Regions from separate parts of the Homo sapiens genome. Here region 1 is linked to region 2. The links are chromatin contacts, found by Hi-C or POLR2A ChIA-PET in ENCODE. All regions are on one chromosome and are shown on one strand. The core of a region is the stretch at or near the end of the contact, and the rest is flanking DNA. Distances in the headings are between cores, read along the strand shown.

Region 1 (6,631 bases), core at 1,895-4,394, 82 kb before region 2:
ATTTTTTTTCTTTTTTTTTTTGAGATGGAGTTTCCACTCTTGTTGCCCAGGCTGGAGTGCAATGGCGCGATGATCTCAGCTCAGTGCAACCTCCACTTCCCGGGTTCAAGTGATTCTCCTGCCTCAGCCTCCCGAGTAGCTGGGATTACAGGCACTTGCCACAACATCCGGCTAATTTTTTGTATTTTTAGTAGACGGGGTTTCATCATGTTAGCCAGGCTGGTCTCAAACTCCTGACCTCAGGTGATCCACCTGCCTCAGCCTCCCAAAGTGCTGGGATTACAGGTGTGAGCCACTGCACTGGCCCTAATCAGGTTTCAAATCCTTCTCTAAATACCCATCCTAGGCCACCATGTCTCACTGATTCTTTTATTCCTTTTTTTTTTAAGAACAATATCTAAAATGCAAAAAAAAAAAAAGGATATAATAATAAACAGTCATATTTTCATCACCCAGAGAAGTCCAGCCGCCAAGCAGGTGGCCTTTGATGGTGGGAGGCAGTGCCACCCCTGCCCTGCCTCCCTCTTCACTCTGGCTTACCCCATGGTGCTTTTCTGGCGCAGATGAGGAAACAGGGATTTGAGGGCTGCAGGAGGCAGAGGAGCCATCCTCCCGGTTCTCTCAGACAGGACAGGAAGCCTGGAGCACCCAGCTTCACAGAGGCCCCAGCACTTCCGTAGGCCTCGCACCACCTCCCTCACCCGCCTTTGCCAAGCCACCCGCTGTGATGATTTGAAGGCCACTCCGGCAGGGCAGAGAGGCCCTGCAGGTGATCTTGCACTCTGCCTGCATTTCCACCGCCAGAGCCTCAGATCTTTTGTTCTCCCAAATCAATGGCAGCAATGCTGTGGGCTGCCTCAAGTTTCGCCTCTCATCCTGGGATCGGGCGGGGGCTGGGAGTCCTATTGGACAGGGATGCCCCATTCGGGGGATTGCCAGTCAGGGCTGGGGTACGGGTGAACCCTCAAGAGTGACACATCTACTGGGTATTTAGACATGGGAAACAACTTCCCATTTGGCTGCGAGGAGGCTTCGGGAGCTGGGAAGTTCCCCTGCAACTGCCTGTGCTCCCGGGAGGAAAGGCCCCACCCAAGCCAGATCGTGGTCCCCTCGCAGGTGTAACGCATTGAGCTGGGTGAGCTGGGCAGCCTTGGAGTTGAAAGGACCCCAGGAATCCAGTCCAGGTCCCCTGTGGTGCAAATGGGGAAACTGAGGTCCGGACAGGGAGAGGACCTCACCCAGCCGGTGGCTGCCAGGTAACGCATGTCTTTGGTTTTGTCCCTTTAACTCTGTGAGTCTGGGTCTCAGTCTCCTCATCTGTCAGTTATAAATGATAATCCCACTACAGTCCCAGGGCATTGCCGGAGAAGCTGGCGGCGGCGTGGCAGTTGCTGTTCTCTGAAAAGTCCCCACTGTTCCTGCCCTCCCAGCCTTGGTCTTTGCTGGGCCCTGGGGTCCCTTCCTCAGGCTCCTCCCTGCTGAGCCCGCCCCCCGCACATCCTGGCTTGGGTCCCTGCAGTAAGCCCTGTTCTCACCCCCACCCCCGTCCAGGAACAAGGGCTGGGATGCTCTCACCAGCGTCAGCTTCTCTCATGCTGAAAGCTCTGACTCTTGCACCATGCCCAGGCCAGAGCCCTCACTCAATGCACTGAATAACTGAGCACACACAGGCACACCTGGAATCCTAACCGCTTCCACGGTCCCCTAAATGCTCATCCTGAGCCAGAAAGTCTAACTGACTCTTTTGTTGTTCTTTTTTTTTTTTTTGAGACAAGGTCTCGTTCTGTCTCCTAAGCTGGAGTGCAGTGGTGCAATCATGGCTCACTGTAGCCTCCAACTCATAGGCTCAAGAGATACTCCTACCTTAGCCTCTCAAGTAGCTAGGGCTGCAGATGTGACCACCGCACCTGGCTAATTATTATAATATTATTATTGTTATTATTTTTTGAGACGGAATCTTGCTCTGTTGCCCAGGCTGGAGTGCAATGGCATGATGTCCCGGCTCACTACAACCTCCACTTCCCGGGTTCAAGTGATTCTCCTGCCTCAGCCTCCCAAGTAGCTGGGATTACAGGCACCCGCCACCACGTCTGGCTAATTTTTTTGTATTTTTAGTAGAGACAGGGTTTCGCCATGTTGGCCAGGCTGGTCTCGAACTCCTGACCTCAGGTGATCTGCCTGCTGCGGCCTCCCAAAATGCTGGGATTACAGGCATGAGCCACCATGCCTGGCCTCACCTGGCTAATTTTTTGTTTGTTTTGAGATGGAGTCTCACTCTGTCGCCCAGCCTGGAATGCAGTGGCACAATCTTGGCTCACTGCAACCTCCAACTCCCAGGTTCAAGTGATTCTTCTGCCTCAGCCTCCCAAGTAGCTGGGACTACAGACGTGCGCCACCACGCCCAGCTAATTTTTTTACTTTTAGTAGAAACAGGGTTTCACCATATTGGCCAGGCTGGTCTCGAACTCCTGACCTCGTGATCCACCCGCCTCAGCCTCCCAAAGTGCTGGGATTACAGTTGTGAGCCATCACACCTGGCCTCACCTGGCTAATTTTTAAAAAATCTTTTGTAGATATGGAGTCTCACTATGATGCCCAGGCTGGTCTTGAACTCTTAGCCTCAAGTGATCCTCCCATCTCGGCCTCCCAAAATGCTGGGATTATAAGTGTGAGTCACTGTGCCTGGCCTGTTCTTCTTTAAAAGAAAAAAATCTGGCCGGGCGCGGTGGCTCACACCTGTAATCCCAGCACTTTGGGAGGCAGAGGCAGGCGGATCATGAGGTCAGGAGTTCAAGACCAGCCTGGCCATTATGGTGAAACCCCGTCTCTACTAAAAAAAAAAAACAATACAAAAATTAGCCAGGCGTGGTAGCACGTGCCTGTAGTCCCAGCTACTCGGGAGGATCGCTGAGGCAGGAGAATCTCTTGAACCCAGGAGGCAGAGATTGCAGTGAGCCAAGATCCCGCCATTGCCCTCCAGCCTGGGCGACAGAGCAAGACTCCGTCAAAAAAAAAAAAAAGAAAAGAAAAGAAAAATCTTAAAATGCAGAAAGATGGAAAGAATAATAAACAGCCATATTTCCCTCAGCCCAAAGTAAAACTGTCCACACCTCATCATTACTGCTTCTTTCGCTTTCTCTTTTGCCCGGGGGCAGGTGGCGGCATGGTGCACGGCGGGAGGCGGGCAGTGATGCCTGTTTTCCCCATGTTCCCCATTCACAATGGCCGTTGTCGTCCATGCCAGGTGGCCCCAGACCGATGGAAGAAAGGAAGCCCCAGTGGGAGTTTTGGTTTGGATGTCTCTGGTTATCCTCTCACACACTCACCAGCCAGCTCAGGTCCCCTCTGTACCCTGCTCACTCATATATTTTGCCATTTTTCTGTTGTGTTTCCTGCTTGTTCCTTGTTGGTCTGCAGGAGTTCTTTGAATGTGCTAGGTATGAATTCTTTGTTGGTTGTTTGGTTTGTGACATTTACATAAAATAAGATTAACTGGTTTTTTTTGTTGTTTTTTTTTTTTTGAGACAGGATCTTGCTCTGTCACCCAGGCTGGAGTGCAGTGGTCGAACTCCTGGGCTCAAGCAATCCTCCAGCCTCAGCCTCCTGAGCACCTGGGTCTACAGGCGTTGCACCACCATGCCCAGCTAATTTTTTGATTTTCTGTACAGACAGGGTCTTGCTATGATGTCTCAGCTGGTCTGGAACTCCTGGGCTCAAGCGATCTACCTGCCTCAGCCTCCCAAAGTGCTGGGATTACAGGTGTCAGCCACGGTGCCCAGCCAGATTAACCATTTTAAAGTGTATAGTTTAGTGGCATTTAGTATATTCACGACGTTATGCAATCATTACCTCTACCTTCTTCCAAAACATCTTCATCATCCCAAAAAGAAACCCCATCCTTCTTAAGCAATCTCTTCACTTTGCATTCCCCTCTTCCCCAATTCCTTGGCAACCAGCAACTGGCTTTCTGTCTCTATAGACTTACCTATTCCACATATTTCACATAAATGGAGTCATACAACATAGTGACCTTTTGTGCCTGGCTTTTTTTTTTTTTTTTTTTTTTTTTGAGACAGAGTTTCACTCTTGTTGCCCGGGCTGGAGTGCAATGGCGCGATCTCGGCTCACTGCAACCTCTGCCTCCTGGGTTCAAGTGATTCTCCTGCCTCAGCCTCCAGAGTAGCTGGGATTACAGGCATGCACCACCACACCCTGCTAAATTTTTGCATTTTTAGTAGAGACGCAGTTTCACCATGTTGGCCTGGCTGGTCTTGAACTCCTGACCTCAGGTGATCCACTCCCCCTCGGCCTCCCAAAGTGCTGAGATTACAGGCGTGAGCCACCGCGCCTGACAGCCTGGTTTTTTTTTTTTTTTTTTTTTACTTAACATGTTTTTTGTAGCATGTGCCAGTACTTTATTCCTTTATATGGCTGAATAATATTCCATTATGTGGCTATACCATGCTTTATTTAGCCATTCATCTGTTGATAGGTATTTGGGCTCCGCCATCTTTTGGCGATTGTGAATAGTGCTGCTATACCATTTGTGGTTATTTGTTTGACTACTTGTTTTCTTTTTTTTTCTCTTTTTTTTAGATGGAGTCTTATTCTGTCGCCCAGGCTGGAGTGCAGTGGCACAATCTCGGCTCACTGCAACCTTCACTTCCCTGGTTCCAGCGATTCTCCTACCTCAGCCTCTCAAGTAGCTGGGGCCACAGGCGTGAGCCACCATGCCCAGGTAATTTTTGTATTTTTAGTAGAGACTGGGTTTTGCCATGTTGCCCAGGCTGGTCTCAAACTCCTGGGCTCAAGTAATCTGCCCACCTGGGCCTCCCAAAGTGCTGGGATTACAGGCATGAGCTACTATGCCCAGCCAAAACCTCTTCTCCACATTCTCATCCACACTCCTCATTTTCCGTTTTACTTTTATTGTAGCCATCCTAGTGGGCACAAAGTGGTATATTAGTGTGGCTTTGACTTACATTTCCTTTTTTTTTTTTTTGAGACAGTCTCACTGTCACCCAGGTTGGAGTGTAGTTGGTGAATCTCAGCTCACTGCAACCTCCACCTCCCAGGTTCAAGCAGTTCTCCTGCCTCAGCCTCCCGAGTAGCTGGGATTACATGCGCACACCACCATGCCTGGCAACTTTTTGTATTTTTAGTAGAGACGGGGTTTCACCATGTTGGCCAGGCTTGTCTCAAACTCCTGATCTGAGGTGATCCACCCGCCTGGGCCTCCTAAAGTGCTGGGATTACAGGTGTGAGCCACCAACCCCGGCCTTACATTTCCTTCATGACTAATGGTGGTGAGCATCTTTTCATGTACTTGTTAGTCACTTGTACGTATTACTGAAGAAATGTATATTCAAGTCCTTTGACCCTTTTTGAATTGGGTTGTTTATCGTTTTGTTGAGTTGTAAGAGTTCTTTATATATTCTGGATATCTGACCCTTATAAGACATAATTTACAGACATGTTCTCCCATTCTGTGGGTTGCCTTTTTACTCTTGATACAGGTTGAGTACCCACATTCGCAATCATGTGAGGCGGGGTCCACCTTCTGTTCCACCGTGTAAGCCATCACCAGGCTTTAGCCAAACCATCCTTCCCCCTAGGCTGTGAGCCCACCTAGATTCCCATCACCACGTAAATGAGAATGTGATGGGTGCCCCTTTTGGGGTTCCATAGGCCAGTGAGAAGCAGTGAATTCGGGGTGCTCACAGCTCCAGGGATAGATCATGATGCTCAGAGTCATGAGAAACAGCATGAGCTGCAGAATAACACTGGCCCACAGCCACGCAGCCACATGTGTGCTTGTGTAAGGCTCGACACACAGCTAAAGAACAAATATCAGCCTCATTAAGAGGCAGCCTTGGGCTGGGTACAGTGGCTCACACCTTTATCTCAGCACTTTGGGAGACCAAGACAAGTGGATCACAAGGTCACAAGTTCAAGACCAGCCTGGCCAACACAGTGAGACCCCCGTCTCTACTAAAACTACACAAATTACAACAGGGGGCGGTGGCTCACACCTGTAATCCCAGCACTTTGGGAGGCCAAAAGGCAGGCAGATCACCTGAGGTTGGGAGTTCCGGACCAGCCTGATCAACGTGGAGAAACCTCATCTCTACTAAAAATACAAAAAATTAGCTGGGTGTGGTGGCGGGCACCTGTAGTCCCAGCTACTCAGGAGTCTGACGCATGAGAATGGCATGAACCTGGGAGGTGGAGTTTGCAGTGAGCCGACGTCACGCCACTGCACTCCAGCCTGGAGGACAGAGCAAGACTCCAGCTTAAAAAAAAAAATTTTGCCAGGTGTGGTGGTGCATGCCTGTAATCTCAGCTACTGGGAAGGCTGAGGCAGGAGCATCACTTGAACTCGGGAAGCAGAGGTTGCAGTGATCTGAGATTTCACCACTACACTCCAGCCTGGGCGACACAGCAAGACTCCATCTCAGGAAAAAAGAAGGCGGCAACCTTGGCAGGGGAGGAAGAGGAGAAGAGGGCTGGAGGAAGTACATACAGGAGAACACATTACAATTAAATAAAACGAGCACTGTCTCACATGGACCTGTTGGGTCTGGAATTGGTTCCTTCCGGTGGGTTCTTGGTCTTGCTGATTTCAAGAATG
Region 2 (6,168 bases), core at 2,748-5,247:
CAGCTAATGACGAGCAATCTGGGGCATGCTCCTTAGTCCTAAGCTACTCAGGAGGCTGAGGCAGGCAGATCGCTTGAGTTCAGGAGTTCGAGGCCAGCCTGGGCTACATAGCAGAACCCCGCCTCTACAAAAAATACATAAATTAGCTGGGCATGGTGGTGTGTACCTGTATTCTCAGCTACTCAGGAGGCTGAGGTGGGAAGATCGCTTGAGCCCCGGAGTTTGAATCCAGCCTGGGTAACATAGCAAGACCTTGTCTCTGAAAATAACTAAATACTTTTAAAAAGAAGATAGATGTAGTGAGAAAAAAAAGTAGGTGGGGAAGGGGCTCAGGGATGGGGGAGATGCGTGCAGTTTTAAATTGGAGTGCCAGGAAAGGCCTCCCTGAGAAGGTGACAGGTGAGCAAAGACTCGAGGGAGGTCAGTGAACCTTGCAATGTCAAAGGGAAGGGCATTGCAGGCAGAGGGAATAGCAGTGCAAAGGTCCTGAGGCAGGAACGTGTTTCCATGTTGCAAGAACAGCAGGGGAGCCACTGTGGCTGGAGGGGACTGAGAGAGGGGAGAGGGTTCCTGGAAGACTGTTTGTTTATTTGAGACAGGGTCTCACTCTGTCACCCAGGTTGGAGTGCAGTGGCATGATCTCAGCTCACTGCAACCTCCACCTCCCAGGCTCTAGTGGTCCTCCCACCTCAGCCTCCTGAGTAGCTGGGACCACAGATGCGTGCCACCATGCCCTACTAATTTTTTGTATTTTTGGTAGAGACGGGTTTTTGCCATGTTGCCCAGGCTGGTCTCAAACTCCTAAGCTCAGGCAATCCACCTGCCTCAGCTTCCCAAAGTGCTGGGATCATAGGTGTGAGCCACCGTGCAGGCCAGACTCTAGCTTTCATTCTGAGTGAGCTGGAGACTGCAAGAGGCAGGCTCCAAGCTGACTTACTATCTCACAGGCTCCCTCAGGAGTTGAGGGGGCCAGACAGAGCTTGAAGGGGAGTAGAAGGCTCCTGGAGGCTCTGGCAGACCTCAGAAGCTGCAGCCACATCGACCAAGCTGACCCCACCCACCATCTCCAAGGAATGGGTTAATGGGCACCCCAGGCCTCTCAGGTCTCTGCCTCTGCCTTGCTCCTCCTCCTTCCTCCTGCTGCCACCCTCTGATGGTGCTTCAGCCTGTGCCATTTTTCTGGGTCCTCTCCAAGTGTATATTGACCCTGAGGTGGCAGCAGGAGGGGAGGCAGGCCCCCTCCCCAGGAGGAGACCCCCTTGATGAACTCTGAGAAGCTGGTTGCTTAGCAAGCCCTTTTTTCTCCAACAATACTTGTGCTAATCAGCCTAGATTGAATGAGCAAGGAATTGGCTTTTGCACCTTCCTGTCCTCTCTTCTCATATATATATATACACACACACACACACATATATATATATGTACATTTTTTTCCCTTAGAGACAGAGTCTCACTATGTTGCCCAATCTGGATTCAAAGTCCTAGGCTCAAGCAATCCTCCTACCTTAGCTTCCTGAGTAGCTGGAACTACAGGTGTGTGCTAGAGTGCCTGGCTAGGGACTCCATTCTAGAATCATGGAATCTTAGGGGTCCCCTGGGTTGCATCTTGACTCAGTGAGTGAGTGGGTTACTTTTTCACATCCCTCCTTGTACACCTCCTGTGACTCCTGGCAGCTCACTCTCTTTCTAGCGACTGAGGGCCTCTGGACAAGGTGAGGGGGACAGAGCAATGGTCCAGAAGTTAGAAGACTGTGGTCCCAGTCACAGGCTGGGCACCATAAGTGGACACCATAACTGACCCATCCTCCTTTTGTGCTCAAATGCTGCAGTTCATCCGGAAACAACCAAAACATTCCAGCTTCACAGCTGCCAGGGTTTGGAGTTGAACCCTGTGTCCCGTGCTCCTGCCACCCCTGCTCCAGGCACAAAGGGAACAGTTCGTCAGTCCACCACGGGCCTTTCCTATCCTCAGTTGCAGAGTGGGCCAGGACATGCCGCTTTACAGATGGGAAGACTGAGGCCCAGAGAGTGGAAGGGAAGGAGAGGAGCCCATTCCAGGCTCCCGGCCTGGGATTTTTCCCATATGCTCCAGCAGCCACCCGGGGACCATCATTATGACAATGATGACTGATGGAGGGCCTAGTGTGCCGGGCACTGTGCTGAGAGACCCCAAGGAGGGCGTAGCATCTGTGTCCACAGGAGGAGGCTGTGAGGCTGAGAGTACCTAGGGAGAGCAGAGCTGGAGCTGGCTGGGCTCTGGCCATGCGGCTTTGCTGTTTGCTGTCTGCTGTTTGCCGTATCAAGGGGCGATACTCAGGCGGGCTCCTCTCAGTCTCTCTTCTTTGGTCTCACCTCTACTCAGAAAAGCCCTTTGCTGGCCCCCAAATACTCCTACCCCGACTCTCTTCTCCACCCCTCCAGGCTCCCAAGGCCCCTGCCTGCCTCGGCCTCCCTGCTGGGTTGACCACAGTCAGTCCTGGCTGGAAGCTGACCCTCTCCACAGCTGCCCCAAAATACATGTCACAGTGGGGCATTTGCAGTTCCAGCCTGGGCAGCTGCCCACTAGGTCTCTTTCCTTCCCTTCCCTGGGTCTGCCCCCAGGCCCCTGGCCTCATTCTGGTCCTGAGCTCCCTTCTCTGGGCCAAGGAGCTGCTGGGCCTCGGGGAGGGGGAACCCCAGCACTAGGTCCAAAGTGATGTAGCAGGGCCACTGTCTGTGCCGGGGCCTGGAGCTTTCCTCTGAACCTTAAGGGGCCCCCAGATCAGCTCCGTGCGGGCCTGGGGTGCAGCTTCCAGAATCTTGGAAACCTGTTTTTCATGGAGCCAGATAGAATGAGCACCCAGGAGGAGGCAGTTCCAAGAGCTGGTGCTTCAGGAGGAAACCTGCACAGCAGACAGGCGTGCGCACATTCCTAGATGCTAGCCCTGTGGCGGCGCACCTCACGCTCATTCACAGTACACGGACATGCTCACCTGCCCACCATGGGTGGTCAACCCTTGGACACCCACACTCTTCTCACACCCTCACACACACACTCTGCACCACTCGCCTAGCCCCGGCCACGCTCATGTCAGGATTCTGAAGACCTCGAGCACACACAGACACGCACCTGGTCACGTGCACTTTCACACATACACTTGGCACCAGGGTGGCAGCAGCGGAGGTGACTGAGAAGCCTGCTTTTCACAGAGAATCAGAACCCAGCGGGGGCTTTAGCCACAAAAAAAGAGCATTTCAAGGAGAAGGGCTGCCTGCATGCCAAGCACACGCCCCTCACCTACCCAGGACCCCTTGTGGGAGCTGAGCCCCATGGAGACCCCGGGGTACCCATCCCACCCTCCAACATCCATCCCTACGTGGATATACGGCCACAGTTGCAGCTGCGGCCATGAGGAGGGGTTTTTGCTCCTTTTTAGCAGTGCTCCATCCCCCACCCCAGAGTACAGGGGGCTGCCCAGAGACCCTCCTGGCCCTGGGGGCCTGTGAGTCAGAGGCTGCCAGTGGTGGCCTTTCGGCTGTTGCTGGGGAAATGGCAGCACAGTGGCCACCAAGACTAGGACTCCCTGGGGAGGCCCTGCTGGCCCTGGCACTGGTGGCTTGGCCTCACCCAGCCCCACCTGGCAGATGTGCCCCTTGTGGCTACCCAAGGACTGGCCCCCTCCTCATTTCAGAGGTGGAGAAACTGAGGTAAAAAAGTGGAGACAGCCAGGGCACCCCTCCCACAAGGCCCTGCCTCATTTGAGACAGAGCCCTCTGGGAAGCCTGTGCATTCTGTAGGTGGGGACCTTTGGGGCCATTTTTTCCAGAGGCCCAGAGAGGGCCGTCTTCTTGCCCAAGGTCACACAGCAAGTTCATGGCATAAGCTAGCCAGCCTCGTACTCCAGAGCTCTCCTGAGGGCCCCCATGTGTCTGTGCGGGGGTGTTGATGGGGGGCAGGTGGGAGGGAGGAGGTAAGGCTGATTTGTTTCCCAGCCTCCTCCCCCTCCCCTGCTCCCTTCTCTCCCTCACACGGTTTGTTTGGAGAATGACTCACAGGAATGCAGCAAAATCCTGATGGATGGGAAGGCAGGGCCGCAGTACCCGGAAAACCTCTCCAGGGTAGGGAGGCGGGGCTGAGCCTTGGGGCCTGAGAGGCTGGTGATAGGGGAGCCCTGCATGCAGGTGGGGCGACTGAGGCCCTGGAAGAACTCTGGTCACGTCCTGGCTGGGGGTTGTCCCTCCTCGACAGAAACACACAGGCCCTGGCTGCCGCAGCACCCCTGGAGCACCCGTCCCCCATGATTTCCATCTTTGTGTCCCCGAGGCATCTGGTGCACTGTAGCTGACAAACACATGCATTTTGGCACTGAGTGTGACCCAAGTCAGACCCTCCTGTGTGTGCCCTGTCCCCCAGGTCCTCCCAGCTCCCCGGAGTTGGGGGGCGGGTGCTTGCCATTCAGTCCTTTCAGAGGCAGCCAAGGGCCTACGGCATGCTGGACACTGCCAGGGGCTGGGGAGGCTGGGATGGAGCTGGAGGGAAGTGGGAGGTGTACACGGGATGGACACCTCCTGTGTATGTTCCAAATGTGCTGGAGGCCTCAACAGGTCTTGGTACAAGGTGAGGCAAACCTTAGAGGACCTAGGATGAAGTTTCACGTAAAGGAACAGTGGCTGTAAGGGCTCCCAGAAAGTGTAGGGACCCTGGGAAGGTCCCAGTCTTTGAATAAAGGTGGGTGGGACCTTATTGGTAGCTTGGGGCATTAGGGCCCAGATATCAGGCAGCAGCATGAGGTGAGGCCCGGGCTCTGTCCCAGGGCAAGCCCTCCTCCTGCGCACCACATCTGGGGCCTCCGAGGAGGGACAAAGCATTCAACTCCCGGGACCTGTGGGTGGGAATGTCCCCAGGCCCAGCCCTTTAGTGCCTGCTGATGGCTGTCACGCGGTGTCCGGCCCTGATGACCAGATATGTGTTTTCAAGAGAAGCTGGAATTTGGATTTTTATGTGAACTCTCCTGATTCTCAAATGCTGGCTCCGTTAACAAAAGGCACAGTGTGGTTTAAACCACACATGTCCGCAGGCAGAGGACCACCAGTTTCTAATGTCTGCGCTGTGGGGCGCTTGGGTTTTTGCATTTGGTTCTTTTACATTCCTTATTTTATTGGAAACAGCCCAAATAGTCACTGAGCTGCAACTCTGTGCTAGGTGCCGGGGCTCTATCAGCGAATAAAACAACATGTGACGGAGCTGCCATTTTAGTGGGAGAAGACAGTGAATAAACATATATCAGGTGATATGTGTTAGGAAGCAAATGGAAGCAGGGCTCCAGAACAGAGAGCGGCTGCAAGGCCAAGCCCACATTTGGGTGGAAGGGGCAGCTAGTGCAAAGGCCCTGAGGTGGGGCTATGCTAGGTGTGTTAGAGGCCTGTGTGGCTGCAGCGGGAGTGGGTGGGGAAGTGGGAGGAGGTGAGGTCAGAAGGTAGCATAGGTCAAATGGCATAGGAGACTGTGGGCTGTGGTATAAGCTTGGTTTTAAGTCTTATGTGAGGTGGGAGCCATGGAGGATTCCTAGGGAGGGAGGGTCAGGATCAGACTTGGTTTAACAGGCTCTGTCTGGGTGTTGTAATGGCTGAGTGGGGCAAGGATGGGCCTAGGAGGCCCAGAAGGGGCTATTGCACTTGTCTGGCTGAGTGATGATGCGGCCTGAACAGGAAGGGGGTAGTCACCAGAGGGTGACCTGAGGAAACTGTGGTCAAGCCTCTCCATGGTGTAAACAGTAAACACGATACTGATTCTAAGGACTTGGTAGTAACATGGAAATGGTGACTGTGTATAATGCTATGTGAAAATAGGATTAGAAAATTGTACATTAAAAACACACCAGCCCAGATGCAAAAGGCTGCAGATCATATGATTCCATTCATACGAAATGCCCAGGACAGGCGAATCCAGAGAGACAGACAGGAGGTGAGCAATTGCCAGGGGCTGGGGGTGGGGAAATGGGGGGTGACTGCCTATGGGAACAGGTTTCTTTTTGGGAGGGGGATGAAAATGTTCTGAAATTAGGTAGCAGTGATAGTTGCACAACTTCATGAATATACCAAAACCCTGAGTTGTCCCCTTTAAAAGGGTGAATTTTATAGTGAGTGAATTATACCTCAAAAAAAAAATTTTTTTTAAGGCATGTCCAG

What was found. Hi-C counts contacts between places; a loop is a spot of excess contacts on that map. ChIA-PET counts read pairs that join two places held with the same protein, here RNA polymerase II (POLR2A). Pooled maps may share reads with other maps.
Region 1: a loop to region 2 is called in a pooled map, with 3 times the contacts of the local background. The contact joins two enhancer-like sites. A Hi-C loop is called at or near these places in 2 of 50 pooled maps. POLR2A ChIA-PET finds 5 or more read pairs at or near these places in 2 of 52 experiments (Caco-2 and activated CD8-positive, alpha-beta memory T cell).

The regions. Positions count from the first base shown.
Region 1 is chr17:17,625,572-17,632,202 of GRCh38, forward strand. No RefSeq gene overlaps it. Among named protein-coding and RNA genes, the nearest start is that of PEMT, 37 kb to the left of the region's middle. RefSeq lists enhancers at 148-1,053, 1,054-1,959, 3,053-3,212. Within about 2 kb of position 3,145, at least 5 of the 41 ENCODE cell types and tissues checked have a DNase peak (open chromatin) inside an H3K27ac peak, as active enhancers do.
Region 2 is chr17:17,707,019-17,713,186 of GRCh38, forward strand. The region is part of intron 1 of RAI1 (retinoic acid induced 1); the gene reads left to right. It overlaps LOC124903943 (a long non-coding RNA gene), which reads right to left. Exons shown (of 2, transcript XR_007065650.1): 2 at 1-6,168. Among named protein-coding and RNA genes, the nearest start is that of RAI1, 29 kb to the left of the region's middle. RefSeq lists enhancers at 3,877-4,171, 5,576-5,665. Within about 2 kb of position 3,998, at least 22 of the 41 ENCODE cell types and tissues checked have a DNase peak (open chromatin) inside an H3K27ac peak, as active enhancers do.